2 separate regions of the Homo sapiens genome follow, and region 1 is linked to region 2. A link is an interaction called in ENCODE POLR2A ChIA-PET data of the cell type or tissue named here. Cell type or tissue: PC-9. All regions are shown on one strand. Links, peaks and the distances in the headings refer to the core of each region. The heading gives the core; the rest is flanking DNA.

The links. ChIA-PET counts read pairs that join two places held together with the same protein. Peaks named below come from ENCODE experiments on the same cell type or tissue, not always from the same donor. Only the 100,000 strongest peaks of a DNase experiment are listed, where the experiment ranks them.
Region 1: POLR2A ChIA-PET joins it to region 2 with 20 read pairs; 2 of 35 experiments call an interaction of 5 or more read pairs at or near these places.

What each region holds. Positions count from the first base shown.
Region 1 is chr11:69,939,755-69,955,388 of GRCh38, forward strand. No RefSeq gene overlaps it. Among named protein-coding and RNA genes, the nearest start is that of LINC02753, 120 kb to the right of the region's middle. RefSeq lists enhancers at 3,429-4,330, 8,568-9,767. In PC-9, for the core only: CTCF peaks have their summits at 8,578, 10,493 (motif pointing right) and 10,699; DNase peaks (open chromatin) are centred at 8,557, 8,947, 9,807 and 10,507; H3K4me3 peaks cover 1,554 bases; H3K27ac peaks cover 3,717 bases.
Region 2 is chr11:69,681,903-69,697,536 of GRCh38, forward strand. No RefSeq gene overlaps it. Among named protein-coding and RNA genes, the nearest start is that of FGF19, 14 kb to the right of the region's middle. RefSeq lists silencers at 4,008-4,257, 4,030-4,200 and an enhancer at 6,658-7,857. In PC-9, for the core only: a CTCF peak has its summit at 4,127 (motif pointing right); DNase peaks (open chromatin) are centred at 4,129, 6,239, 6,779 and 9,789; H3K4me3 peaks cover 762 bases; H3K27ac peaks cover 5,204 bases.

The DNA.
Region 1 (15,634 bases), core at 4,224-12,223, 260 kb after region 2:
AACAGCCCCAGCTTCGCTGCATTCCCCAACTCCCTGCAACCCAGCGTAAACAACTCTGCACTCAGCCGCTTGGAGAGGTTGCTAGGATATTATCGCTTTGGGAAATGCAGGAACCAAGTTTGGAGAGGCTGCACAGCAGAGGGAGGGGACACAGCTGCAAAGCGCCCATCCTCCAGCCAGGCCCTCTGGGGGTTCGCCGGACCCTTGGGTGCCCAGGGTCCGAGGCAGCGCGTGGCTCCCCACCTCCCCTGGCACCACCCACACCCCCTGGCCTGTGTGCTGTGAGAAGGGGTCACTCAGTTCTGGGAGAGCCCGTGGATAGCCGAGGCCTGGGCGCTGGGCAGACTCCCAGGCTCGTTAGCGTGGCCATCCCTGGCGTATTTCCGGCCACAGTGCGAGAATGGGGAATGTTCTCTTTCATGGGCAGTGACCCCAGGATTTGCCATTTCTTATGTTTAAAGCTTGCGTTGATGGTCTGGCTGCCACCAACATTCTTCCCCCAGAGATAATGAAGTACAAAAGCCGGATGAATGTGAGCTGGGGACCCAGAGCACCCAAGGAAGGACAAGGGAACTCAGAAGAGCGGTCACTGCCCATCCCCTCCCTGGCTGTGCCTGGTCTGAGGGGCTCCAGGGCAAATCTTTCCCATTCTCCGCAGGTGCTTCCTCGGAGCCTGCACACGCACCTGGCCCTTCTCCCTGGGTTGTCTTCCATCCACCCCAAAGCCTGTGTCCACTGGGCAGGTGGAACTTCTGCTTAGGAACCTGCCCAAAGTGGGAGGAAGCTGCCCCCTGTCGCCCCCATGACAGCAGGGACCACACTAGGCTGCAGCTGCCCCTGGTCTTGACTCTGTCCCCCTGACATGAGCTCTTCCTGCACGCTTCAATTTATATTCTCCTTAGTATTCCTAAAGCTCAGCCACTGCCCACCACAAATTTTTTGTTTATGGATGTCCAGAATCTATTCAATCATTTCTCCTGTTTGTGAATGTTGAGGTTGTTTTTTGTCACTACATAAAATGCTTCAATATGTATTTCTCCAAAGTGGGATTTGAGATTTTAAAACGTGCTTATTTTTATTAGGCGTGGCCAAATTAGATTCCAAGGATTATGTAGCCCAAGCAATATCGAGCAGTATCTGTTTCCCTTATACTCCCACCAGTCCTAGGTGATGCTGGTATTTTTTGTTTTTTTAGTTTTTATTTCCTGGTTGTGTGATCGGTAAAAACAATACATCTTCGTATCGTTTTGTTTTGTTTTTAATTTTTTTATTTCCATAGGTTATTGGGGAACAGGTGGTGTTTGCTTACATGAGTAAGTTCCTTAGCGATGATTTGTGAGTTTTTGGTGCACCCATCACCCAAGCAGTATACACTGCACCCAACTTGTAGTCTTTTATCCCTCACCCCCTTCCTACCCTTTCCCCCGAGTCCCCAAAGTCCATTGTATCATTCTTATGCCTTTGCATCCTCATAGCTTAGCTCCCACTCATGAGTGAGAACACACGATGTTTAGTTTTCCATTCCTGAGTTACTTCACTTAGAATAATAGTCTCCAGTCTCATCCAGGTTGCTATAAATGCCATTGCTTCATTCCTTTTCATGGCTCAGTAGTATTCCATCGTATATATATCCCACAGTTTCTTTATCCGCTCATTGATTGACGGGCATTTGGGCTGCTTGCACATTTTTGCAATTGTGAATTGTGCTGCTGTAAACATGCGTGTGCAGGTATCTTTCTCATATAATGACTTCTTTTCCTCTGGGTAGATACCCAGCAGTGGGATTGCTGGGTCAAATGGTCTTTCTACTTCTAGTTCTTTAAGGAATCTCCACACTGTTTTCCACAGCAAATTTTTACAAAAGATGGAAAAATAGTGGACTCCTGCTCTCAGCCCCAGAGGGGCCAATGTGAGTGCAGGGGAATCACAGGAATCCCAAGACCAAGCCGCCCGAGACTGGGCTGGGCTCCCTGGGGGTGGGGCTTCTCACCCTTAGCACTACTAACACTTGGGGCTGGAACCATCTTAGTTGTAGGGGGCTGTCCCGGCCTCTCCCCACTACATGCCAATGGTACCACCCAAGTTGTGACAACCAAAAGTATCTCCAGACATAGCCAAAGTCCCCAGGGGGCAACTTCTTCCTGATGAAGAACCCCTGACCTGAGCAGCCCACCCAATCCCTGGGAAGCTCCGCAGACCCCAGATAGCAGGAAGGAGGGAGGGAGAGAGCAAGGGTCCTGTCCGGATGTCAAGCTCTGCCTACCGAGGCCCTGGCTGGGCTGCTACCTCCCCACCCACTCAACACAGGAGCCGGAGGCTCCTTCTCAGGCCAAGTGGTTAGGGTTGAGTGGGAACGGCAGGGCTGAGTGCACAGTGCCTGTCTGGAGCCGGGCAGAAAAGCAAAAGGCCTTTACGGCAAAGGGGTGCATAGGAGTCGGCCGAAGGAGGGCTGACTCATTGGGGGAAGCCATGGCAGGGCCCCATGGCCCAGGACCACTGCCTGGGCAGCATCGTCAGCTCAGGGTACCCCCGTCCACAGGCGGTGACCTTGGAAAAATCAGCAGAGCAAAGGCCAGGGACAGCCAGTGAGGGGGAGCCATGGCAGAGCTCAGACACAGGTGGTGACCCTGGAAAAATAAGCAGAGCAAAAGCCAGGGAAAACCGGCGAAGGGGGGCCATGGCAGAGCTCAGGCCGCATTCATGCTGGAGGTCAGGACCAGAGCCTGCTGCCACCTGGCTCATCTCAGGAGGGAAAGTGGCTCTGCAGAGATGGCAAATGTGTCTGCTCTCCCCCACCTGCGCCACACTGCCCCGCAGCATCACTTCCCGCCCTACACCTGCCATGACTCCCTAGCTGCTCACCCCACCTCCATCCTGCCCCCTCCGATGCATGCCCCACCCCAAAAGCAAACCCTGCTATGCCTTTTGGAGGCTCACCTCCTGTCCTCTGCAGCCTTCAGGCCTCAACTCAAGTGTGCCCTGCCCTCCCCAGCAAGGACAAATGCGTGCAGGTGTTGGGGACCACTCTGTCTCCATCAACTCCAGATGTTGTTTTCCACGTTTGTGTACATTTTTGATCAATGTCTGATTTCCCATTGGATTTTAATCTCCAGGAAGGTAGGCTGGGCTGTGGTTTGCTAAACTGTCTATCTCCAGCACCAAATAGTAACTGTACCATAGGCTGGGCTCCACAGTCATTGGGTGGGTAAATGAATGGATTAAATAGGCGTGGACAAGGGCTGTCTCTCCTGGCTGCAGAGGGCAAGATTCCAGACTGCAGTCAGCTCTTGAGGGCACCATGCAGCCCAGACACTGGTGCCCCAAGCGGCTTCTCCTCTAGATGGTGGAAACCTTTGAAGGCCGGCGATGGCACTGGGGGACCATCTGTAGGACAGTGGGGAGCCTGAGGTCTCAGTTAGGTGTTGAGGCTGAGCCAGGTGTTGAGGCTGAGGTCTCAGTTTGGTGTTGAGGCTAGATCAGGTCTACTCCAGAGAAGGGAAGGCCACTAGGGGTCACCAAGGCTACTGCCGTGAATTCAGTCCACTGCTGAGACCTGGCAGAGGTTGGGTGAAACTAGTCTGGCAGGCAGGAAGCAGGGAACACAAAGGGATCCGTGAAAGTTGAGCTTTGTGAGTGGAATTCCTTCAGAGCCTGAGGCCTGAGGAGTCTCCCAGTGGCCTGTGTGAAAATGGGAAGTGGCGTGGGGGGAGTGGATGTTCCCACTGCACAGGGAGGAGACACAGAGGACAGGAAGCTTGCTCTGCCCAGGGTCCCTCCTGCCTCCTGGGGAAGCTGACCTGAGCGAGGTGGGGGCCACATCCAAGGGGCCCTGAGGCCGCCTCAGCCTGCTGCTGTTTCCCACGCCTCGTCCTCAGCTGCAATGGAGAGACCAGGTCCCAGGAGGGAGGCTATTACAGGGCTTGACCCAGGCAAACCCGGAAGCCAGTGCCGGGAGTCTCCGAGGACCAGCCCTGTGAGAACAACCGTAAAGACTCCCCGCTGAGAGGCTTAAGAGACTGCCTCAGTGCCCACTCTGTGTCTGCCGGGCACTGGCCCCAGAACAAGGCCCTGTCCCAGGCTGGCCCCCGGGCTGGCTTCAGATCTTGGTCCCAGGATCCTGGAAAGCCCTTCCCAACTTCAACCCTTGGGCTCCAGTCATTGAAAGAGAAGAAGCCCGTTCTCCATGGGTGTGCTGGAGGTGCTGGGGGTGCTGAGGGTGTTGTTTGAAGGTGGGAGCCAGGGGAGGGCCCTCTGGGTTCTTCCAGCTCAGCAAAGGGTGGGGTAACAGCATAGAAACGTGGTGTTCTTTTTGCATGACCAGGTGGAAGATTAAAATCGCCCCTGGTAGAAAGGAGTCTAGTCTTGCCAGTGCTGCAGATTCTCGGTAAGATAACTTCAAATGCTTCTGCCACCAAGTCTCCCGACAAACACACATCTCCCTGGAAATGCAGACTCCCACTGATAAAGCCATCAGCACCTCACATGACAATGGGGTCCCTCCTTTTTACTCACTCTGGAACTGTGCCTGCTCAGGAGCCTGCAGGGTGCGGACAGGGCAGGAGGGTCACCTCCCGACCATGTGGTGCCGCATGCTTAGTGTCTAGGGAATGGAAAGGGCTGGCAAAGAGTCAGGCCCCCAGACCCCAGCCAAGCTGCACAGGGTTTTGGAAGAGGCTCCTAGCCGGGGTGCAGAAGGGGCTGGAACACTAGAGGAACTGAGACAGAAGCCCCGTGAGCAGAATGAGCACACACAGGGGAGTTCACAAAGGCTGCTGTTCTCTAGGGCTCCGGAGGCCAAGGTCCTCACTAGACCAACCCTTGGCAGCACCAGCCGATCCACCACCTGCCAGTGCCAGGGGCTCTGGGCTCTGGGCTCCAGGTCAGAGAAGGCCGGGGCTGGGAGAAGACCTTATCCCCCACACCATGGAGGAAAGCACTCTCAGGACCCCACGCCTGCTGTCTGTGGGCCTTCCTTCTCTCTGGTCAGATGTCAGGACTCCCTGGAGCAAAATGGTAGCAGCAGTGGGAAGTCTTTCTCAGTGTCCTCTGCACCTTCCGTTGAATCCCCGCCTCCCTCCTTCCTCCAGGCCTCATCATCTCCTATAAGACAGGGCTGGCTCCACTGCCCCACCTGCTTTCACATTTCTGTCACTTGGTGGAACCATGTATCACGTTAAGCATTTGAAGTGATCTTACCAAGAATCTGCAGCACTGGCAAGACTAGACTCCTTTCTACCAGGGGCGATTTTAATCTTCCACCCGGTCATGCAAAAAGAACACCACGTTTCCATGCTGTCACCCCACCCTTTGCTGAGCTGGAAGAACCCAGAGGGCCCTCCCCTGGCTCCCACCTTTATTGAGGGACCTCAATAAAGAAAGATTCATTTTACAGTCAACAATAAGCACGAACAGTAGAGATGACAGGTGCCTAGCAAGTATTTGCTGGATGGGTAGAAGGAAGGAAGAAAGGAGAGAGGGAAGGAAGGCAAGGGAAGGGAAATGAGGGAGGGGAAGGGAAGGGAGAGAGGGAAGGAGGGAGGAAGGAAGGAAGGAAGGAAAAGAGGAAGGAAATGAGAGTAATGGATGGATGAGTGGGTGGATGGATATGTGGATGGATGATAGATGGCTGGCTGGATGGATTAATGGATAGCTATGTGAGTGGATGGATGAACAGATGATGAATGGATAGATGGGTGGATGGGTTGATGTGTGAATGAATGATGGATAAATGGATGGGTGGATATGTGGGTAACTGGATGGATGGATGGATGGGTGGGTGGATGGATGGATGGATGGATGGATGGATGGATAGATATGTGGGTAGATGGGTAGGTGAAAGGCTGGGTAGGTGAGTGAGTGAGTTATATGTTTCAGGGATGCTCCAAATCAGGGAAACCCAACATCATAGAAAGGTGCTTCACAGTGGACTAAAGACTAATAAAAGATACCTTCCAACAGCAAGATTGCTTATGGTTTTAATTTTCTTCTTTGTGCTCCTCTGTATGAAACAAAATGGGGAAACTCTACTTACCAGAATGCCTGCCGGGGAGTGCAGATGTAATTAGAAGGCATACTATGGTAAGCCACGGGGGCAGAGGTGGGAGGGACATGACCCCTCCAAGCTGAGGCTTAAGCTTTAACATGGTGGTACCCCTGCTCTGTTAATAGGGAGGCCTCTCAAGGAAGCAGGCTTATCTTTGCTGAAGGAGATTTGATATCATGTGGGGGAGCTGAGGACTTAGAGAAGAGGCACTTGGCAGGAGGTGGGCAGAGAAGGTGGAGCTCTGATGGCCACAAGAGGGAAACAAGAGTAAGGACTCTACCTGTGGTAGAGAAAAGATGTGTTTATGGGAATGTTTGAGGCCATTTGCCATGGAGTGCTATGTGCTCGTCTGTCTTTTTAGCTTGATGTCTTGTTGCTGAGGGGCTTAGCAACAGCAGGCATTTATTACTTACATTTCTGGAAGCTGGAAGTCCAGCACCAAGGTTCTGGCAGACACAGTGTCTGGTGAGGGCTCACTTACTCCATTCCTAGTTTGCAGATAGCCGTTGATATGGATTGGCTGTGTCCCCACCCAAATCTCATCTTGGAATTTTACTCCCATAATTCCCACGTGTTGTGGGAGGGAGTCGCTGGGGGATAATTGAATCATGGGGCAGTTTCCCCCATACTGTTCTCGTGGTAGTGAACATAAGTCTCATGAGATCTGAGGGTTTTATCAGGGGTTTTGGCTTTGGCTGAAGGGGATCTGACATCGTGTGGGGGAGCTTAGGACTTAGAGAAGAGGCACTTGGCAGGAGGCGGGCAGAGAAGGTGGAGCTCTGATGGCCACAAAGAGGGAAGCAAACAAAAACAGACACCTGTGGTAGAGAAAAGACGCGTTTATGGGGGTGTTTGAGGCCATTTGCCTTGGAGTGGCAAATTCTCTGTTTGTCTGCTGCCATCCGTGTAAGACAGGACTTGGTCCTCCTTGCCTTCCGCCAAGATTGTGAGGCTTCCCCAGCCATATGGAACTTAAGTCCAATTAAACCTCTTTCTTTTGTAAATTGCCCAGTCTTGGGTATGTCTTTATAGGCAGCATGACTAATACAGCTGTTTTCTCACTGTGTGCCCACACGGTGGGGAGAGAAACAGAGACAGAGACACAGAGACACAGGGACATACAGAGACACAGAGACACACACAGAGAGAGACACAGAGACACACAGACACACAGAGAGACACAGAGACAGAGACACACAGGGACACACAGAGAGACACAGAGACAGAGACAGAGAGACAGAGACACACAGAGACGGAGACACACAGAGAAAGCATTTCTTTGCCTCTCTTCTGGTAAGGACTCTAATCCCATCATGAGGACCACAAGCTCATGACCTCATCACCTCCCAAAGGCCCCACCTCCCAAACCCATCTCATTGAAGATTAGGGTTTCCACATATGAATGTTGGGGGTACACGAACATTCAGTCCATAGCAACTCTTCCCCTCTGTTCCTTTATTAATTATTAATTATTAATTATGAGTTATTATTAATTATCATAGTTAATTATTAGTTATTAATAATCATAATATTAATTATCTATTAATTATAATATAATTAGTTATTATTAATTATATTTTTAAATATATAATTAATTATATTATATTTTATATACAATATATTTTAATATATTTTTAATATATTTTAATATATAATTAATTATAATAATTAGTTATTATTAACTATAATAATTAATAATACAAGTATTAATTATAATAATTAATAATACAAGTATTTATTATGAATTATGAATTGAAAATTACTAATACAACCTAAATATAAAACCTCCAAGTTCAGAGTTTGCCTGGATTTCAGTGGAAGCCGCGCCCCCACATCGGTATGCATTTTGCCTTGCAGGAGAGTGCGGCACCTTAGGAGCACTGTTCTCAGCACAGGCACTGCACCTCTGCATCTTTGCATGATTTTCTGCTGGGTGGAAATGGTGTGTCTTGTAGAAGGAGCACTTTGATCTGACTTGCATAAAGTTGCCACAACTCTAGAAGCAATCTAGAGGCAAAGCCACCTTTCGTGTGAGCTCAAGACAGAATTCAGAAGCCTAGAGGCAGGGAAACCCACGCGTCCAGATTCCATCCTTCCCAAATGTTCTACATTGTGAAACAAAGAGATGAAAACCCGGAGAGGTCAGTGGTCCCGTTCAGGCCCATTGAATACTCTGAAACATTGGGGCAACCCCAAGGCTCTGAGCATTACAGCTCATGGAAATCTCCCAAGGGCCTCAGCTCTGAGTGACACCCATCCCAGTTCACCTGGGTGTTCCTTGGCACAGGGAAAATGGCCGGCCTCGCCCCATCCCATGGCACCCACCTGAGCTGACCGGCTCGGCCCTGCAGCCAGCGATGGCCATATCCAGGCCACACGCCCCAACCTCCTGTACTTCAGGATCCTTCGAGAACTTTCTTGAAATCCCTGGAGAGTCTGGTTCTGTGGGTCTATGAAAGGCCCTGGGTACTGGTGCTTTTTTAAAACTCCCTGGTATTTTTGACTCACAGCCAGGTGGAGCTGCGGTTCCTCCTGGTTGCCAGGGCAGCCTTTGCCCCTCACAGTGAGCGTGCACGTGGCGTCCCAGAGCCTGTGCTGGGTGGGCAATGCTGAGTCCACAGACAGCCTCAGCGAGCCCCCACCCTACTGCTCTCCTAGACGTGCCCACGAGTGAGTGCGGAGTAGCTTCCCCAGCCCTGCTCCCCACCGGCCTCCAGGTCCTGGGTCTTCCCTGCTGATCTGAGCCCCTCCATTGCCTGACACCAGCGAAGGGGGCACAACTTCACACTGGGCTCACTTCGTCAAGGGGACCCTGAGTCACCAGGGTGTGTCCAGAGAACAAAGACCGGGCAGGGGAGGGGCAGGACAGGACAGGGTGGCTCAAACTTCCAGGAGCGCTGGGCTGGAGGCCTCCTGATATCTGCGAGGCTGACTCACGGTGGAGGGAGCAGCCGGCTGTGCTGTCCTCATGAGCAGGAGTGGCCGTGATAAGGGACAGATTTTAAACGATTAGAGAAAGAGCCCTCTGGCAGCCTGTGCTGCCCGGCCTCCTGGAGGAATGAGGCCCCATCCCTAGAAGCGTGCCAATAAGGAGGGGTGACGGTGACCCACCCGAAAGGGGGATCTGAGAGAGTGTAATGAAGGGACTATTATAAAAGGTGTGAGCAGAGAAAGGGGAAACCCAAGGAAGGGGGCGTGCCCAGAGCCCCCCCACTGGCAGCAGCAGGTGGGAGCTGTGGAGTCTTTCATCCCAAAGGGGGCCGAACAGGCTGGAGCCAGGCTGGAGGAAGGACCACCCAGGAGAAGCCACCTCCTTTAGCAAAGGAACCAGGCCATGGCAGACAGGGAGCCAGGGACACATTCCTCAACTTCTCTCTCCCCTGAAAATTATTCTCCCATCAGCCAAACTGAACAGAGGACACAGGGCAAGGAGGATGTGGGGGCATGCACAGCCCTGTAGGTCAGCGCCCAGGGCACAGGGCTGGGGAGGAGGGTGGAGGGTGGCTCTTAGGGACCTGGGGTGGCCCATTAAGTCCACTGCTGGGAAGAATTTGGGGTAAACCAGGCCCTGGCTCCTAGCAGGATCAGGATGCGGAGCAGAAGCTCACGGATGTGGCCATCTTCCCGGGCACATGCACTGCTTTGGAATTGGCCATCGGGGCTTATGGGTCAAGTTGGACTTGCTGGGTGATGTCACCCCCAGTGCAAAGAATCAGGCTCCCCACCGGGGACTTCTTGGTGACTCACACAGGCCAGCCCTCTCCCGGAGTGGTGAGGCAGCTCTTTGGATGACAAACTGGGCAGGAACAATGAGACAGTGTGGGCCTGCATTCCTGAGAATGAAGGGATTTCCCTTCCAAGTGCAAGGCTGTCCTGTGCTGGCCTCACCCATGACCCTACTCTGCCTCTGGGTGCTGCAGTGTGGCAGGTGCCCACACTGGCCCCCAGAAGGGCTGGAAGGAGGCAGGGAGGCTGGCTTATTGGCTCACCATTCAGCCCATGGAGCCAGGAGACCCTGAGAGTGACCGAGGGACCTTGTCGAACACTTTGGAAAGTCACAAGAACTGGATGCGGCTGACCAAGTTCCACAGGTCATGGGGGAAGAGAGAGAGAGCTGTTTGCTTCAGCAGGAAAATGCATCCCAGGAAAACAAAGTGCCGGGTCCAGCACCCACACACGTGCAGCCCATGGGGATACGACTAGCAGAATGACTAGGACCCACCTAGATATGGGTGCAGTCGCTTCCTAAACAATCGATTCATTTTCCAATTCATTGTACCATCATTGCCCATCTTAGCTGGAAGCCTAGACTCTTCCTCCTGAAGACTCACCCACTGATGTAGACCGTCCAAGAACATTAGGACTTACACAGCCCATAGGATTCACTCTGATTTCCAAGCCAAAGACAGAGGGCACTAGACCATCAATCCACAGAGCCCCTGGTTTGACCGAGGTTGTTTCTGTTGCCACCACAGGGTGTCGCTGTTGAACACTGGGTTGTGCATCCAGGCTCCCTGCCATGGGGGGACCTGCTCAGGCCCTCCTGGTGCCCCATGCTTGGCTCCAAAGGGCTGTGGATTCAAGGCTCGCCACTGTTCCCCATCAGGAGCCCCCATCGCTACATAGGCAGGACCAACTCCCTGCAACCTTGTGCTCAGCTGGGAAGCCGGTGGGTGGGGTCCCGTTGAGCACTGTGGGTTCTCAGGGCCCTCTACTGTCCGTGAACCTCAGTTGGAACCATTCTAGTCCATCCAAGAGTCTCTTAAGGGGGCCAGGGCTCCTACTCCCATCCCACCAAGAGGCTCCTTGCTCCCTGGACAGATCTGGCCACGTCCTTCCCAGCAACCAGCTCAACAGGGGTCCTGGAGAGAAGGAGATTGTCAGGCACAGAAGGTTCTGCTCTCATCCTCTCCAGACCCCACAGACCTAGCCTTTCTCCACGCCACCACTCTCTTTATCCCTCCAGTCAGAAAAGCAGATAGCACCTTCCCACCCTTCACCACAATAAAAAAAAGTGACATTTCACTCCACCTGACACCCTGCCAGTTGGAACTGAAGTCTGACGCTGATGATAACGGCCTGGATCCTGAGTTCTGGGAGTAGGACCCTGGGTTGGAGGTGGAGGAGGAGTAGGGGAAGCTGGGCAGGGAGAGGCACCGGGGGAAGGGAAGAGAAAGAGGAGGAAGAACAAGTTCTCCTTTCCTCAACTCAGGACCGCACTATTAGGAACATTTTGAAACAGAAGAAATGGGACTTTGTCCTCCTTCCTCCTTTATTTGGCAGTTTTGTTTGTCCCAGTGCTGCTTGCTCAAGCTCCCACGGGTAGCACTCACCTTCCTCCGTGTCCTGGGATCCCAGACACACCCCAAGAGAGCCTGTCCCAGCAGTGCAGGGCATCTTCATTTGGGTGTTAGCAGGAAAGCACACTGCACAAACAAATTCACACTAAAGTGAGAGTGGCTGATAGATAGTGACCCCTCTAAGAGCTAGGAGCATTCTCTACAGAAGTGGTTTCAGAGCCTAATTATTCACTAATTGGTGGGCTTCACACCCAAGTCAAAGGAAACATGGGCAGTGTTGGGGGGATACCTGGAGGGGGTGGGTGGAGCAGGTCACCCCTGGAGCCACAGCCTCAACATCACTCCTGCTCTTTGTGAGTTCCTTCCTCCTCTCGCCTCTGCACCGAATGTTTCTGTCCTGGCCCCCCATGAGGATAGGGGGCCCAGGTAGGATGGTGGACAGGTGGCCCTGGACTGAGGCCTCGAGGGACTGAGCTCTGGGCAGGTCAAGGGGATGCTGGCCTCCACACCAGAGACCCTAAAAGGACTGCCTTCTGTGGACCCTGAACTCCGCAGCACCATCCTGAGATCCTCGCTGCCCCCAGAAGACCCTCCGTTTTCACCGAAGTGAACTTGGCCAGAGTTAAGCTGCCCAGGAGTAGCATCCGGAGACTAATTTGAATTCCCAATGCCCCACCCATCCTCAGTGGTGGATCCAAAGTGGACAGAGCCTGCCTTTACCCATAGGGAAAACCACAGGGCTCATACCTCCCTGGGCCCCAGGAGCTCAAGCCCTTCTCAGCCTCCCTTGGACAGTTTCAGAGACATGGGGGTCACTCGAGTGACGCAGGGCCAGCCTTGCTTACAGAAGCCCATGACTCACCATGGTGGCGTCCGTGAAGGGCTCCCTGACCAACGTGGGCTCCTTCTCACAGGACCCTGCCTTCGGGGGTCAGGGACACGACCACCAGCTCCCCACCACTCGGCACCCCTGTCTCCTGTCAGCTGGGAGGTGGGCAGAGGGCCCCTCTGTCAGCTGAGCCCAGTGTCCTGGCATCTCCTGACTCAGGGTCAGGTCAGGCAGGTGAAGGCCCCACAGATGTCTAGGAAGCACCTGGTCTGCCTGGGCCAGGGCAGGGGTGGGCAGAGCCAGGCTCACTGAATCAGTCACTCAGATTCTCAGAGCTCCAGGTGCCTCATCTGGAGAACAGGGAGAATGAGAGCACCTCTCTGAGGATCCACGCCAGAACCCAATAGCCAAAGGGATTCACAGGAGCAAGGGAGGGTGAGTGAGGTCTGCAGCCCAGCAGGCAGACGGGGCGAGAGCCCGCGCGCCGTGAGCACAGCCAAGCACCGAGCTCATGTACCATATACGGTTTACGGGGTGAGAAGAGCTGGTGGGCTGTGAGCACAGCCAAGCACTGGGCCCATGTACCATACACAGTTTATGGGGTGAGAAGAGCTGGTGGGCCGTGAGCACAGCCAAGCACTGGGCCCGTGTGCCATACACAGTTTATGGGGTGAGAAGAGCTGGTGGGCCATGAGCACAGCCAAGCACTGGGCCCATGTACCATACACAGTTTATGGGGTGAGAAGAGCTGGTGGGCCGTGAGCACAGCCAAGCACTGGGCCCGTGTGCCATACACAGTTTATGGGGTGAGAAGAGCTGGTGCGCCGTGAGCACAGCCAAGCACTGGGCCCGTGTACCATACACACAGTTTATGATAAGAAGACGATGAGTGTGGTCATTATGGTTTCCCTGTTGTGGAGCAGGCAGATGAACAGGCAGCTCTAAAAAACAAGGAAAGATTTGAGAAGAGAGAGAGAGACAGAAGCAGACAGAGAGAGACACACACAGAGGGAGACAGAGAGACAGAAAAAGAAACAGAGACAGAGATAGCGAGAGAGAGAGAGAAACAGAAATACAGGCATAGAGAGACAGGGACAGAGAAAAGGAGAGACAGGTGAGAGACAGAGACTGAGATCGAGAAAGAGACAGGGACAGAGCAAGCTAGCCAGGGAAGCCCAGAACCCTTACAAGGAGGGTCTCCCAGATGGGGAAGGGGGAGAGGGACGGCATCATCTTCACAGACAATTCGGCGCTGGAAAAGACCAGCTTGAAGAGGAAGCGGGGACTTCTGAACTGTGGGAGAGGCATGTTGAAGCCCACATGGTTTGTCTTGGTGGCCAGGGGTTCCCCAGCAAAAGAGAGCCATGGTTAGGGTGAGGGAAATGTGGATGGGCAGGAGCCCATGCAGGAGCAGAATGTATTTTATCCTGTGGGGATGAGGAGTCCCTGAAATCATGAGCCAGCAGCACCTTTGGATGGAACAATCCAGTTTAGAGCTGGAGCTTTGCTGGCAAGACTGGAGGAGGGATGGAGGCTGAGTGAAGTCCGCAATCACAGCGCAGCTGGGCAAAGCAGGTGGTGCAGGAATGAACGCTGTGCTGAGGGACCTGAATCCTGGTGGAGGGAAGGCCCAGGCTGCTCCACTCTCCGGGGCAGAGGAGAGGCGGGAGGGAGCAGACACCTCGGTGCCCCACCTGTCACAGGGCACCCAGGTAGCAAAGTGGTCTCCTGTGTTGTGGCGCGAATGAATGGATGCATTTACTGGAGAGACATTCATAAGCAAAGAGCCCTGTAAGAAGGCAGATGAAAATCGGGCCAGCCTGGCTACATGGTTTGCAGGGCCCAGTGCAAAATGAAAATGTGGGGCCCCTTGTTCACAAAACAGAGAAAAGAAACATGACTCAAGGCACAAAAGTAGACAGCTTTTTCCTCTCATCTGCAGCCCCTTTCTTGGCTTCTTATGATGTTTTTTTGTTTGCCTTTCCTGTTGTCATAGAGCAAAGTTAAAATGTTAAATGATTGGCATGCATCTCAGCATGCTCATGTTTACCTTGCAAGATGCAACTAGAAGAGCATTTAACACACGTGTAGAATCATGGAAATTACACCATTCGGATCTCATAGCTCATACATACCTATATATTTTATTTATTTATTTTGAGACCGAGTTTCACTCTTATTGCCCAGGCTGGAGTGCAGTGGCACGATCTCGGCTCACCGCAACATTTGCCTCCTGGGTTCAAGCGATTCTCTTGCCTCAGCCTCCCGAGTAGCTGGGATTACAGGCATGCGCCACCACGCCCAGCTAATTTTGTATTTTTAGTAGAGATGGGGTTTCTCCATGTTGATCAGGCTGGTCTCGAACCCCGACCTTAGGTGATCCACCCGCCTCGGCCTCCCAAAGTGCTGGGATTACTGACGTGAGCCACCACGCCCAACCTGTTTTTTTGGTTTTTTTTTTTTTAGACAGGGTCTCACTCTGTCTCCCAGGCTGGAGTGCAGTGGCGTGATCTTGGCTCACTGTAACCTCCACCTCCAGGATTCAAACAATTCCCCTGCTTCAGCCTCCCAAGTAGCTGGGACTACAGCACCCGCCACCAAGCCCACCTAACTTATTTCGTGTTTTTAGTAGAGACAGGGTCCCATCATATTGGCCAGGCTGGTCTCGAACTCCTGACCTCAAGTGATCCGCGCACCTCAGCCTCCCAAAGTACTGGGATTTCAGGTGCAAGCCACTATGCCCGGCCTACCTGTGTATTTTAGATTCTGCAAGAGTAGTGGAAGCACAGCAGAAAATCATCTCAGCTGTTTTTATTTCACTTCTTTTCCGTCCCCTCTAGGTCACCATTTCCAGTGTCAGGGGCCGGCTAGCAGTAAGAAATGACAGGATGGCCTGCTTGGTCGTCTGTGTTTCTTAGAACTCTCTTGCCTTCTTCTGTGAATTCTGGCTTGAGTGGAATACGTGGCCCGAGGGGCTGTTAGGGTCCCGGGCACTCAGCCTTCGCACACTGACCTTGTCCTCACTTTGGGCTCCACTGAACGCCCAGGCATCGCGGGTGCCTCGGACTCTGTGCTTTATGAGTATTTGTACCAGGGACGCTGTCTGCAAATGGGTGGCAGTGAAGGGTGAACATCTTTGCACACCTGTATCCTTTGCTCTCGTGCACCCTCCATCAGCTCTCACTCAAAACCACAAGGTCAATGACAAAGTAATTAAGAGCTTGCTGAGCATGAAACCAAGCGTAGGGCCTGCCTGAGGCAGGGCTCTCTGGGACTGCAGGGGTCCCACGCCTGTGAGGCCGGCTCTGAAATGAGGCATTCTTCTCCTTACCTCTTGGGACCCCCTGGTCTGTGTGCAAGGCCAATGGGCTTACCTGAGATCCGTGTGCCTTTGGAGCCTATCTAGGTCAAAAATCCTATAAACGATACGCTCCTCCGTTAATGAGTACAGTTACTTCCCAT
Region 2 (15,634 bases), core at 2,739-10,738:
CTGACAATATAGATCTATAGTTGTTAACCTGGAAACACATCCATTTTATTAGAAAAAAAAAAGTTAAAAACAAAATATCATTTGTTCTTATTTTGGTTCAAGAAAAAGGCCCTCGAGCATAGCAACAGGTTTTTATCTATGTAGAGAATAATCTGCAAGGACCACAACCCCTGATGTTGCAGTGGTCACGTTTGGGTGATGGATTATGTGTCATCTTAATTATTTTCCTTTGTATGTTTCTGTATTTTGTGATTTGGGTTTATTTTTTTTACAGCATGAAGCTGCTGGATGTGGTGGCTCATGCCTGTAATCCCAGCACCTTGGGAGGAGGCCGAGGCGAGTGGATCACCTGAGGTCAAGAGTTTGAGACCAGCCTGGCCAACATGGTGAAACCCATGTTTTTGTCTCTACAAAAAATACAAAACTTAGCCAGGCGTTGTGGCATGCGCCTGTAGTCCCAGCTACTCAGGAGACTGACTTGGGAGGATCACTTGTGCCCAGGAGGTCCAGGCTGCAGTGAGTCACGATCATGTCACTGCACTCCAGCCTGGGTGACAGAGCAAGACCCTGTTTCAAAAAAAAAGCATGAAGCAAGTGCGGCTTTCACAGTCCAGAAGAAAAAGAAGCAGTTTTAAATTCTGAAAAGGAAGTCATTAAATGACAGTTCACTTCAAGGAACTAAAGTTTCATCTCATGCTCTATTCATCATAAATAAATAACACATTCGGAAAAGGAGGCAAGTTGCAGGCAGGCCTCAAATCCAAGTTTGACCCCATGGGGTAGGCAGGAGGAGGAGAATGCGAGGCTTGAGTTACACTCGATCTTTCCAGCTGCGCCTCCTCTCTGCTCCTTCTCTAATAGGTGTGCTTGGGTTTGGGAGCCTGTCAAATGCCATTTTCTACCTGCTTCCCTGGTGGCCCTAGCGCAGGAGACCTGGGTTGGGGTGGAGGTCTGGTGCTGTGAGCAGTAACTGAGAACAGGGCTCCTCTGGGCACCCACCTGCCTGCGGAAGGGCTCTGGCCAGCAGGGCTCAGCCTCTGCCCATCCCTAAGGCTCCCAGGGGAGTCTTCTTCAGGCTTCTAGAGAAGAGATAACATTTTGGGAAAGTGACACAAAGATGTGGCAACAGTACCTGTATTGGGAGCGGACTGAAAGTCTGAGAGGAGGCCTACTTTTCACTGTCTAACTTGCATTAGTCAGGTTAGGCCAGGCTGTGCTGCAATAAGAAATAAGCCCTGACATCTCAGTGGCTTAACCAGGAAGGGCTATTTCCCACTTCCACGAAGTCCACTATGGGTGGGGCAGCTCTCCTCCACCTTGCAGGAACCAAGGCCCCCTCATTGCCCCAGCAGGGGAAGAGACAGAGGAAGCAGGCTAGCTCCTAGCTGCCTTGTCCCAGGAGAACACTTTATTTCCATTCCATTGACCAGAACCAGTCCCAAGGCCCTAACCAAACTGTAGGGGAGCCTGGGAAATGGAGATGAGCCCACGGACGTTTGGTCAACTCTGTCTCTGCCACAATGCTTTAATGCTGTTAGGATTTTATTTTGAACCCTGTAAATATGTGGCTTCTCCAATGTAAAAAGAAAGAAGGGAGAGTTGTTATCTAATGTGTATATTATATATTATGTTATATATTCTATGTATGTAACAGGTGGAATATATCAGTCACCTCTCCTCACCCAGTTGAACAAAATGCAAAACACAATAGATGCTGTCAAAGAGATATGTCATATCCACATTTTACTGGAAATAATAATTTCTCCAAAATTGTGGTTCCTGAAGTAAATAAAGATTTAAAATAAATGATGAAAGTTTGAATCTTAGCAGATACCGAAAGTGTAGATCTTACTTTGCACAGGGTGTAGCACATAACAGGTGCTCAGTAAATGGTTGCTGAGTGAATAAGTGAGAATGTAGTGTGGCAGTGGGAGGAGAAGGCCCCTCTGAGCCATGGGAGGGGGACAGGCCATGTTTGCTGTGGTGTTTGCCCATGGCTTTTGGGTCATCTCAGTAGAGAGGGTGCCTGGATAAACAGTTTTCTTTCCAGAGCTCAAAGACCGTTTACCAAAACTGGGCCCAGCCCCTTAGGGCTAGCTGTATTTCCCTGTTTGTGTCGAGGAAAGGGGGAATGAGGGATCCAACCTGGGCTTGGGCTGCCACCTGCTGGATGCAGTGGCTCATGCCTGTAATCCCAGCACCTTGGGAGGCCGAGGCAGGTGGATCACCTGAGGTCAAGAGTTTGAGACCAGCCTGGCCAGCATGGCGAAACCCTGGAGAGGGAAGTGAGGCAGCCGAGGACGCATAGTGGCTACCGGGGACCCAGCCCTGCCATGGCCTGAGGCATTGTCCCTCTAGGTGGGAGCGTGTAGGACTCATGCACCCCCCCGGGAGGCTCCAAGAGAGTCCCCCATTTGACCTACACCCCTTATTTCTTAGAAGGCCCTAGCGCGGCTGGGCGTGATGGCTCACACCTGTAATCCCAGCACTTTGGGAGGCCGAGGCGGGTGGATCACCTGAGGTCAGGAGTTCAAGACCTGCCTGGGGCCAACATGGTGAAACTCCGTCTCTACTAAAAATACAAAAATTAGCTGGGTGTGGTGGCGGGTGCTTGTAGTCCCAGCTACTCAGGAGGTTGAGGCAGGAGGATCAGTTGAACCCAGGAGGCGGAGGTTGCAGTGAGCCAAGATTGTGCCATTGCACTCCAGCCTGGGCAACAGAGCGAGAGTCTTAAAAAAAAAAAAAAAAAAAAAAAAAAAGAAGAAGAAGAAGAAGAAGAAAGAAGGCCCTAGCAAGAAGAAGAAGAAAGAAAGCCCTAGCCCTGGGGCTCCAGTGTCCGTCTTCGAAGGGCTGTGGCCTTCATCCGGCCTCCCCTTCATCCGGCCTCAAGCTCCTCCCTGGCTTTTCCTCTCCTCTGCCCTCCACCTCCCGAGGCTCATCCCCGCAGCCTGGGGGAGCTTCCTCCTTTCCGCCCTTGGTGGAGCAGAAATTCTTGCTGGGCTCCTTCCCCCGCACCGGGAGAGCTGTGAGGAGTGGCCTTGCTGTTTCCATCTTCTTTCTTCTGCACTGACCGTTCCCCCTTCCCAACTGGACAGCAGCATCCCAGAGGCAGGACGGTGGCTCCTTCTAAACCTTGGTGCCCCCAGCTATGCCCAGTATGGGGTCTCTGGCATGAAGTCCGGTGCAATAAAGGGTGAGCAGTTCTCCTTACCCGCCTTCCCATGTCCACCTCTGGTCAGTGGGCTGTGCTGGTCCAGGAAGCCAGGGATTTTTGGCTTCTGAGATGCAGTCTCCACCACTCCACATGTTTTTTTTGGTTTTTGGTTTGTTTTAAGACAGAGTCGCGTTCTGTCGCCCAGGCTGGAAGGCAGTGGCACGATCACGGCTTACTGCAACCTCTGCCTCCTAGGCTCAAGCGATCCTCCCACCTCAGCCTCCCAAGTATCTGGGACTACAGGTGCATGCCACCACACCTGGATAATTTTTATATTTTTTGGTAAAGATGGGGTTTCGAATTCCTGGGCTCAAGTGATCCACCCACCTTGGCCTCCCAAAGTGCTAGGGCTACAGGCGTGAGCCACTGTGCCCTGCCAAATTCCAAACGTTTCTTGACAGCGTTAGTGAAATTCACGTTCCTGCACCTCAGTTTGCTCATCTGTAAAATGGGAGTGATGTTGGTACCCCGTTTTCAGGATCGACATGAGGATGAATACTTGCATATAGGAAACAGAAGAAATGTATTGATAGATAAATATAGTGAACATAAATTCGAATACAGGAACAGGAAGTTGTGGAGGTGATGGAGCCTGCCTCTCCCTTGCCCTTTGCTGAGGTCCAGGCACACACAGTAGGGGCTTTGTTGATGTTTGTGTGTAGCCGATGTTCTTTTGCTTCCTGGGGGCTTGTCTGCAAAAGTTGCAGGGGGCAGGGTGGAGGGCAGCTAGTCAACCATCAGATCAGACTGCGGGAGGGGCGAGCGTGAGCGAGCAGCTGCTGGGTGCTCTCAGGGCAACCTCGCGGCTTCCGAGTCCCCGGCCCCGCGCGGGTAAAGGGGCACCGAAGGCACCTTGCAGACCGCGCCCTGCACTCCCTGACCCTCGGCCTTGCGCGGGGCCCATTCCAGTCACCGCCACCGGGGGCCGCCATTGCGCCGCGGACGGCCCCGCTCCTCCGGGGAGCCGCAGAGCCGCCTCCCTCCCGGGCCCTCTCTTCGCCGCTCTGGGACGGTGTCCCTGCGGCCGCTAGAATTCTCTTCTGAATCTCCACTGCCCCAGCCAGATGTCATCCTGATAATCAGACCTACGGGAGATCGGACCGTTTACTTTTTCTTTTTCTTTTCTTTTCTTTTTTTTTTGAGACCGAGTTTTGCTCTTATTGCCCAGGCTGGAGTGCAGTGGCGTGATCTTGGCTCACTGCAACCTCCACCTCCCGGGTTCAAGCGATTCTCCTGCCTCAGTCTCCCGAGTAGCTGGAATTACAGGTGCATACCACAACTCCTGGCTAATTTTTGTATTTTTAGTAGAGATAGGGGGTTTCATGATGTTGGCCAGCTGGTCTCGAACTCCTGACCTCAGGTGATCCGCCCTTCTCGGCCTCCCAAAGTGCTGGGATTACAGGGATGAGCCACCGTGCCCGGCCCGGACTGTTTTCTTAGATCCTCACTTGAAGATCCTAGCAGTCTGCTTTGGAGATGGACATCGCGGGCCTCACTGGGGAAGACACTGCGCTCTGGGAGACACAGCTCCTAGGGGCAGGTGCCCCTCCCACCTTAGTCCCCACCAGACCCGCCCCTGCCTCCTCCACCCCATTAGGCTGAGGCTGATCAGAGGGGCCCTGGCCCACTGCCCGGGTCCCTGCTCAGAGGCCCCACACAACTCATGGGGAGAAGGAGACATGGGCCCAGTGACAGGTTACCCGGCTCTGATGGGAAAAGCGAGGTCTTGGAGCCCTGCCTGTTCTGGGTGCTTCTGTTTGTCAGCCTGCTTGGGCCTGGGCTGTCCCCCGAGTCTCAGGCTCCTCATCTGGGCTGGCATTGGGGCCCAGGCTTCAGCCAGGTCTAGACTCCCCACCAGCCACTCAGGCAACAGTCACTCCACTTGGGACCCCAGGAACCACAGGGCAGGACAGCTGACAAGGAAGGGGGCCCCCACTTCACCCCGAACCTGCCTTGAGCCTCCCATGCCTGGTGGGGACCCCACCAACCCCAGTGTCTGGGGAAGGCAGGACTCTGAGACAGGTGGGGCTCCCAGCCCCGGCAGGTGTCGGTGGCAGGGAAAACTCAAGGCCTGGCACCGATACCATCATTCTCGGTCTTCCCCAAAGTAAGGTGAGTATACGTGGTGCCGATGAGTCAGGTCCATGCCCAGGTATGCATTAAAATTTCCCTGGGAAAAAATAGAGAGTGTAATTTGGCAGGCTCTGGGGAGATTTTAGAGGTGCCTGCACTTCACTTACGTCTTTCCACTGCCTGGTCAACATAGTGAAACCCCGTCTCTAGCAAAAATACAAAAATTAGCAGGGTGTGGTGGTGGATGCCTTTAATCCCAGCTACTTGGGAGGCTGAGGCAGCAGAATCACTTGAACCCAGGGGGCAGAGGTTGCAGTGAGCCAAGACTGCACCATTGCCCTCCAGCCTGGGCTACACAGTGAGACTCCATCTCAAAAAAAAAAAACAAGGCTTAAAAAAATTTTTTTAAACAGCCTCACCCATATGACTTCTTTTAACCTTAATCACCTCTTCAAAGGTCATATCTTTAAGTACAGTTATACTTTGAGGTACACTGGAGGTTAAGTTTTTAACATATAAATTTTAGGGACACAATTCAGGCACATATGACTGTGTATACAGACACCTATACACACACACACATATATATACACATACACGGTTTTTGAAAAAAAGAAACTCAAACTGAAGAAAAGGTTATAGTAGAAGTTCTCCTTCCTACCCCGTCCCCAGTCCTCTAATTCCTGTCCCCAGAACTACCCACAGTTTTATTGTTTTCTATACTTCTTTCCAGAGAGGTTCTCTGCATATATAAGCATGCATATATATATATATCTTTTTTAAATTATTATTTTGAGATGGGGCCTCACTCTGTCACCCAGACTGGAATGCAGTGGCACTGTCATAGCTCACTGCAGCCTTGAACTCCTGGACTCAAGGAATCCTCCCACTTCACTTCCCAAGAAGCTAGAACTACAGGCATGAGTCACCACACCTGGCTGATGTTTACATTTTTTTGTAGAGATGACATCTTGCTGTATTGCCCAGGCTGGTCTCAAACTCCTGGCCTCAAGTGATCCTCCCACCTCGGCCTCCCAAAGTGGTACATGCTCTTTTAAATGACAAATTATATTATACTATAGACTGTGTCCTGAATTTACTTCTTCTACTCCACAATATACCTTCAATAACAAACCAACTGTGAAATTGCCAAGACTCAATATAACAAAGGTTTATTTATCCACTGTTCTCCTCCAAGTCCAGCACAGGTCACTGGGGGTTCTGCTCCACGTGGTCACGCAGGGACCCAGGCCTAGAAGGTTCACCAGGTTGTGACACAGTCATTGCAACCTCTTCCACGTGGCTTGGTAGAGAAACAGAGAGTGTGAAGAATTCACAACTGGTTTTTGGTTCCCTTTTTACATAGACATTTCAAACATACCCAAGTGTAGATAGTGTAAACAGACCCCCATATACCAATACCCAGCCTCAGCAAGGATCAATATTTCACTGTTCTTGTTCCAACAATGACCTCATTCCCCACGCCCACCATTTTTGCTGAGTCATTTCACCTGTACATACTTCAGTGCATATCTAACAGATACAGAGTTTTTTTACATAACCATAATACATGATCCCACCTAGCCAATTAACAATATAATTCAGTTTCCAGACCATTTCCATTTGTTTCAACAGTTAAAAACTGTCTTTTTAAAGTGTTTTTTTTTAAACAGCCTCACTCATAAGACTTCATTTAACTTTAATCACCTTTCAAAGGTAATATCTTCAAGCACAGTCATACTCTGAGGTGTACTAGAGGTCAAGTTTTTAACATGTGATTTTTGGGTACACAATTCAGTCGTGTGTGTATACACACACACACACACACACACACACACGGTTTTGGAAAAAACAAACTCAAACTGAAGAAAAAGGTTATAGTAAAAGTTCTCCTTCCTACCCTGTCTCCAGTCCTCTAATTCCTGTCCCCAGAAGCACCCACAGTTTTATCGTTTTCTATACTTGCTTCCAGAGAGGTTATCTGCATATATAAGCATACATATGTATATGCCTTTTTTTTCTTTTTTTTTTTGAGATGGGGCCTCACTCTGTCACCCAGACTGGAATGCAGTGGCACTGTCATAGCTCACTGCAGCCTTGAACTCCTGGACTCAAGGAATCCTCCCACTTCACTTCCCAAGAAGCTAGAACTACAGGCATGCGCCACCACACCTGGCTGATATTTACATTTTTTGTAGAGATGACATCTCGCTATATTGCCCAGGCTGGTCTCGAACTCCTGGCCTCAAGTGATCCTCCCATCTCAGCTTCCCAAAATGGTACACACCCTTTTAAATGACAAATTATATTACATTATAGTTGGTGTCCTGAATTTACTTCTTCTACTCCACAATATACCTTCAATAACAAACCAACTGTGAAATTGCCAAGACTCAATATAACAAAGGTTTGTTAATCCACTGTTCTCCTCCAAGTCCAGCACAGGTCACTGGAGGTTCTGCTCCATGTGGTCATGCAGGGACCCAAGCCTAGAAGGTTCACCAGGTTGTGACACAGTCACTGCAACCTCTTCCACATGGCTTGGTAGAGAAAGAGGGAGTGTGAAGAATCCACATTTGGCTTTTGGTTTTCTTTTCAGTTTCTATTATAGACATTTCAAACATACCCAAGTGTAGGTAGTGTAAACAGACCCCCATATACCAATACCCAGCCTCAGCAAGGATCAATATTTCACTGTTCTTGTTCCAACAATGACCTCATTCCCCACCCCCACCTTTTCTTGCTGAATCATTTCACCTGCAGATACTTCAGTGCATATCTAACAGATACAGATTTTTTACGTAACCATAATACATGATCCCCCTAGCAAATTAACGATATAATTCAGTACCCAGACCATTTCCGTTTATTTCAATAGTTAAAAACTGTCTTTTTAAAGTTTTTTTTAACAGCCTCACCCATATGACCTCATTTAACCTTAATCAACTCTTCAAAGGTCATATCTCCAAGTACAGTCATACTTTGAGGTGCACTGGAGGTTTTTTTTTTTTTTGAGACGGAGTTTTACTCTTGTTGCCCAGGCTGGAGTGCAATGGCGGGATTTTAGCTCACTGCAACTTCTGCCTCCTGGGTTCAAGTGGTTCTCCTGCCTCAGCCTCCCAAGCAGCTGGGATTACAGGCATGCGCCATTATGCTGGGTTAATTTTTTTGTATTTAGTAGAGACGGGCTTTTACCATGTTAGTCAGGGTGGTCTCGAACTCCTGACCTTAGGTGATCCACCCGCCTTGGCCTCCCAAAGTGCTGGGATTACAGACATGAGCCACAGTGCCTGGCTAAGTTTTTAACATATGAGTTTTGGGGCCACAATTCAGTCACTTATGTGTGTGTATACACACCTATACACACACACACACACACATATGGTTTTTGAAAAAAGAAATTCATACTGAAGAAAAGGGTTACAACTAAGAGAGAAGGTTTTGCACCTATTTTGTTGAGCTGAAAACCAAACAAGGCCCATGTGTTGAGTTGCTGGCTCTGTCTCCTGGGTCTCTTTATTTTCGACTTCAGTGATGAGAATGCACAGGAGGAGAGTGGCTCAGAGAGGACACGAAGGGGAAACCTGAACTGTGAGAGGTTTACAGGGAAGAATGAAAGTGGGTGACGCTTTGCCTTAAGCCATAAATGAAGGCAAGGGAGATCAAGCAGGCAGTCTTGACGTTAGCGGGGAAGTGAAAAAGAAGATGGAAGAAAGAAAGGAAGGGCCAGGGAGGAAGGGAAGGTGGGAGGGACAGTGGGTAGGATGGGGTAGAAGGAAGGTATCAACTTTCACACATCATTATCAAGAACAAGGAAAATTTCAACTTCAGTGTGAATAAACAATCATCGACAAATGCGGAGATTAATGAGATGACAGAATGATTAATAAATTGTTGGATAAGGGTTTTAAAGCAGCCATCATAAAAATGCTTCAACTGCAATTATGAATTCCCTTGAAACAAACGAACGCATTAAAAATCTCAGCTGTCGGCCAGGCACGGTGGCTCACACCTGTAATCCCAGCACTTTGTGAGGCTGAGGCAGGTGGATCACTTGAGCTCAGGAGTTCGAGATCAGCCTGGGCAGAATAGTGAGACCCTGTCTCTACAAAAAATACAAAAATTAGCCAGGCATAGTGGCATGTGCCTGTAGTTCCAGCTACTCGTACTAGAGAGGCTGAGGTGGGAGGATACCTTGAGCCCAGGAGGCAGAGGTTGCAGTGAGCTGTGATCAGCCACTGCACTCCAGCCTGGGTGACAGAGCTAGGCCCTATCTCAAAAAAAAAAAAAAAATCTTAGCTGTGAAAACTGATCTTACAAACTGGATTATTCTTGTCATACCCAACTAAACAAAGTCCAGAAGCCCGGGGGGAAAAGCACTCCTGATACATAACAGTATTTCAAAAATGTAATTCTCTGCAAGCCTGGTTGCTGAAACTGCCTGCTATAACCTGAAATCAGTTTTACCCAATAGCTGCTGATGCAACCTGCTGCAACCCTAAGACTAGGTTTACTCACCGCCCTTGCTCACCAATCAGAGCTTGCCAGCTCCCCAAAACCTCCTTCATGCCAATGAACTTTCTTGAAGAGCAATAGGTAATATTTCTCCTTTTTACAAAACCTTTAACCTTCCCTTTGTTTTCTGGACATATTGAAGACTCCCTAGTCTGTATGTGTGCCCCAAATTGCAATTCTTTCTTCCTAAATAAAATGTTTTAATTTCAGAGATTTTTCTCTATGTTTTACTGGATTTTGACACAGCAAAGAAATGGAAGTTATGGAAAAGAACCAAATGGAGAATTTAGGATTGAAAAATACAGCCAGGCATGGTGGCCCATGCTTGTAATCCCAGCACTTTGGGAGGCTGAGGTGGGTGGATCATGAGGTCAGGAGATCAAGACCACCCTGGCCAACATGGTGAAACCCTGTCTCTACTAAAAATACAACAATTAGCCGGGCATGGTGGTGCACACCTGTAGTCCCAGCTACTCGGGATGCTGAGGCAGAAGAATCACTTGAATCTGGGAGGTGGAGGTTGCAGTGAGCCGAGATCGTGGCACTGCACTCCAGCCTGGTGACAAAGCAAGACTCCGTCTCAAAAACAACAACAATCACACACACACACAAAAACCCAATAACAATAACAACAACAAAACCTTTCTGGATGGGCTCAACAGTCAAGTAGAGATGAGGGGGATGAAGTCAGTGAACTTGAGAACAGAGTGATCAAAAAAAATGCAGCAGTGCAGAAGTTGTGGTAATGAACCACAGGGAGAAAGCAGACCAGAAAGAAAATGAGCAGTCCCAGGGCCTATGGAACAACAGCAAAACAGTGAAAATTCCTATCATGGGAGTCTCAGAAGGAGAAGATAGAAGAGTGGGGCTGAAAAAGTAGCCAGAAAAATAGAGGCTGAAAACTTCCCCAATTTGGTGAAAGACATAAACCTACAAATTCAAGAAGCTGAACCAACCCCAAATAGGAACAAAACAAAGAAATACATGGCAAGACACATCATAGTTAAACTTATGAAAACTTAAGACAAACTCTCAAAAATGCTCAGAGAGAAATGACCCTTTACTCATAGGGAACACCAGTTGGAACAACAGTGGATTTCTCATTGGAAATCATGGAAGCTAGAGGAAGTGGCACATCTTTCAAATACGTAGAAAGCAGGGAAGGGGGAAGAACTTTCTGAAAATATCCTTCAGGGTTGAAGAGAAAATTCAGATATTCTCAGATGAAGGAAAACTAAGAGAAGTTGTTGCTAGCAAACTTATTGTTTAAAAAATGGTTGAAGGGGGCTGGGCATGGTGGCTCACGCCTGTAATCCCAGCACTCTGGGAGGCCGAGGGAGGTGGATCACGAGGTCAGGAGTTCAAGACCAGCCTGGCCAAGATAGTGAAACCTCATCTGTACAAAAAAAATACAAAAATTAGCCAAGCTCAGTGGCAGGCACTTGTAATCCCAGCTACTCAGGAGGCTGAGGCAGGAGAATCGCTTGAACCCAGGGAGCGGAGGTTGCAGTGAACTGAGATCACGCCATCGCACTCCAGCCTGAAGGGTTGGGTGCAGTGGCTCATGCCTGCAATCCCAGTAGTTTAGGAGGTCAAGGTGGAAGGATCGCTTGATTCCAGGAGTTCAAGACCAGCTTGGGAAACATAGGGAAACCTCATCTCTGAACAAAATTAGCCAGGCATGGTAGTATGTGCCTGTGGCCCCAGCTACTCTGGAGGATAAGGTGGGAGGATCTCTTGAGCCCAGGAATGCAGAGACTGTAGTGAGCTGAGATTGTGCCACTGCACTCCAGCCTGGGTGACACAGTGAGACTCCATCTTAAAAAAAAAAAAAAAAAAAAGAAAAGAAAAGAAAAGAAAATGTTCAAAGGAAGTTCTCTAAATAGGCTTTGAAGTTCAGAAAGGAAAGAAGAATATCGGACTGATTAAAAATAGGGGTAAAAATACAAGATTGTCCTTCTTACGCATTTTAACAATCATCTTTGATGCCTGACACCAAAAATCATGGCATCTGATGTGGTGCCCAATATAGGCAGAGGAAAGACTTAATGATAATTTAAAAGTGGAGAGAGAAAGAGACCTAAGTAAAGGTAACGCTCTTGCATTTCACTCAAAATGTTGAGCTGTTGATAGCCTCAGACCGTGGTGCCTTATGCAGGCAGTCATGTATGTACACAACCATGCAATGCTAACAATGGGGTACGTCCTCAGAAATGCATCGCTGGGTGATTTCACCATTGTGCGAACATTATAGAGTGTGCTCGCACAACCCTAGATGGTGTCGCCTGCTGCACACCTGGGCTATGTGGTACAGCTGATTGCTCCTAGGCTATACACCTGCACAGCACGGTACTGCTCTGAACACTGCAGGCAAAGGTTGCACAATGGTAAGTATTTGTGTATCTAAACATATCTAAAAACATAGAAAAGGCATAGTAAAAATATGGAGTTTTAATGTTATGGGACCACCATTGTATATGTGGTCCACCGTTAACTGAAACATCATTATGGGGCGCATGGCTGTATTGTAAAACTCAGTGTCTGTCTGTCTGTCTCTCTTTCTTTGCCTCTAGTGGCAAAAGGTACACCTTCTCTCCTCGCTCCCCTAATTGAGGTTCCTTTTTGGTCACCTTGACAGTGGGGGAGGGAGTATGAGACTAAGGCAGGCAGGATGCTGTCTCATGTCCTCCATAACTGAATGGACAATTTCTGCATCTGGGTGGCCCTGCCCCACCCACTCCCTCTCCTCTTTGGTCTTGTAGAACATTTTTGGCTGTCATTTCCCAATCCAAAGAGGGAAGGTCGCCCAGTGGATAGTGAACTGTAGGAACCTGGGGGAATACCTGTGCCGTGGGTTTTCCTCTGGGGAAATGTCTCTCCCCTTCTTAGTCCTAGCATCCCACGAGGGCTGATTTTTCCCCGGGCTACAGAAGGGGACACAGCCCAGCTGGTCAGAGCCTCCTGTGCCCAGTTGGGACGAACAAGGGACACAGGAAGGATCCCTGAGACCCAGTCTGGGGCTCTTGCTGGAGTTGTTGGTAAGAGAAGAGAATTGTCCATCATCTCGGCTGAGGCTGCTGGGGCCATCTTGTCACTACAAAGGGAAAAGATGCTTGAAAATGGACAGACAGACAGATGATGCCTGGTGTGGTGCCGGTTCCCAGGTCCCGCATGCCTAAAGCCCGGCACCTCCTGGCCTTCTCAGTAAAGGTGAGCCAATAAGTTCCCTTGTTTTTCCTACCTCAAGTCAGTTTGAGTTGTGTTTTCTGTCACCTGCGACCACAAGAGTCCTAATGCCGGGGTGGCGGGTTCCAGCCCCCTCCTTGGTTAAGAGGCCTTTCCCAGCCCCTGGGCACTTTGCCAGAATCCCCAGGAGTCAACAGGCCTTGAGGCGACGAAAAGGTTCTCGCTTTACAGATGGAGAAACAGGCCCGAAGAAAGAGTGGGATTCACTCAAGGCCTCCCTGTCCCTGGGATCTTTTGAATTCCATTTTGGAGTCTCACCAGCAGAGAGTCTTGTTCAACGGAAACAGTTTTTTGCTCCAGTCTTCTCTCATTTTTAACTCCATGTCCGTGGTGTGGGCCTAAAGCTCGGCTTGCCAGACAAAACACAGGACACCCGATTTGATTTGAATTTGAAATCAGCAATGAATAACTTTTTAGTATACATATGTTCCAAATATTGCATGGGACACATTCCTACTGAAGAAATGCATTGCTCACCTGAAATTCAAATGTAGCTCAGATGCTGTATTTTTATGTATTTGGCAACGCTATCTAAAGCAGGGAGAGGGGATGCAGGAAGAGGGCAAGGCTACCTCTTTATGAGGAGTAGGGGAAGAGTCGGGGTAGGGTGGATGCTAAGATGCAGCCTCAGAAAAATAATCTTCCCCATCTCCTGCCAGAATGCCCGCATCACCCACGGTCTGTCATCAGGGTTTTGCAGCTGCCAGGTCAGTAAAAATGTGGCCTGGAGAGCAAACATATTAACCATCAACAGTCTAGTGTGAATTAGTTTACGTACATTCACTTGTTATCCTCAGCTGTGCAGAAGGGAGAAGACTCCAGAGAGGGAGGTGCTGATAAGCCTCTTTCTTCATTTTCTCCCTGAAGTGCTGGTCTTCAGAGCACAAAGGATGGAATTTGAACTGGTTCCCTGCACACTAGAACCACAGGGGAGATTTTTTTTTTTTTTTGAGAAGGAGTCTTGCTCTGCCGCCCCGGCTGGAGGGCAGTGGTGCAATCTCGGCTCACTGCAAGCTCTGCCTCCCGGGTTCATGCCATTCTCCTGCCTCAGCCTCCCAAGTAGCTGGGACCACAGGCGCCTGCCACCATGCCTGGCTAATTTTTTGTATTTTTAGTAGAGATGGGGTTTCACTGTGTTAGCCAGGATGTTCTCAATCTCCTGACCTCATGATTCACCCACCTCGGCCTCCCAAAGTGCTGGGATTATAGGTGTGAGCCACCGCACCCGGCCCACAGGGGAGCTTTTAAAAAATCCCAGTGTCCAGACCACACCCATTCCCATTAAATCACAATCTCAGCTGGGCACGGTGGCTCATACCTATAATCTCAGCACTTTGGGAGGTTAAGGCAGGAGGACCTCTGGAGCCCAAGAGATCGAGACCAGCCTGTGCAACATAGCAAGACCCCATTGCTACAAATTAAAAAAAAAAAAATGAGCTGGGCATGGGTCTGTGGTCCCAGCTACTTGAGAGGCTGAGGCAGCAGGATCCCTTGAGCCCAGGAGGTCAAGACTGCAGTGATCAGTGATTGTGCACTGTACTCCAGCCTGGATGACAGAGTGAGACTGTCTAAAAAAAAAGAAAAAGAAAGAAAGAAAGAAAGAAAGAAAGAAAGAAAGAAAGAAAGAAAGAAAGAAAGAAAGAAAGAAAGACAAAAAACTCAGAATCTCCATGAGTGGTTTCCAGCTATCATCTTTTTTTCAATGTGCAGCCAAATTTGAGATCCAGTGGACATAATAGCTCAGGACACATGGTTCTATCCTTGGTGAGGTTTGCTGTGGATAGGCAGCCGGCTCTGTGCCAGGAATCCCGCAGACATCATTTCACTGGATTTCTGTATAGCCCTACCATGCAGACCCTGTTAACCTCATGTCCGCAGAAGGATGCAGGCTCAGAGGGGTGATGTGACTTACTCAAGGTCACACAGCAATCAAAGGGCCCTGCCCACAGCCCCTGAGCTGCCTCCAGGCTGTGTGGCTCCAGGAGAGTGCCTTTCCTGTCTGGCGCCTGCCACGGGTAGAGAAGGCTGTGTCCACAAGCATCATCCAGCCCTGCCTGTCAGCTCTCTAATCAGCATGGTTACATGACAAGGACACCAAAGAGTGAGAGGGGCATCTTGATTGGCAGATGGAGACAGGGAACGCCCCAAGGGTTAACTCTAGATGTCCTGGGCATGTCATCAGTGAGAATGACAAGTGGAGGTCCCTTTTACTGGAGAGCAGGGAGGCTTCACCTGAAATAGCCTTCGTAGACTTGAACAACGACATTACCCCCCTCGCTGCCAACGTAAGCACCTGGGAACTACTGCCCTGAGTGACCCAACCCTCCTCCCCGACTCCCTCCACCATCCCTAATCCCTGGCAAATGCTCATTTGGAATCATGTTTCATGCACACGTTGGTGTCCGGTTGCACCTGCTCCTCCTTGCACTCAGGATGTGGCCCACATCTGGTCACCCTGACCGCTAATTCTTGCCTTCCCAGCCTGCCGTGCAGCTGGGGCTGGCCTGGTCCTGTGACGCAAACCTGGTTCTTAGGATGTAGCCGGAATTTGCTGAAAGGTTCTAAGGAAGTTTTGGCTTTCTTGAT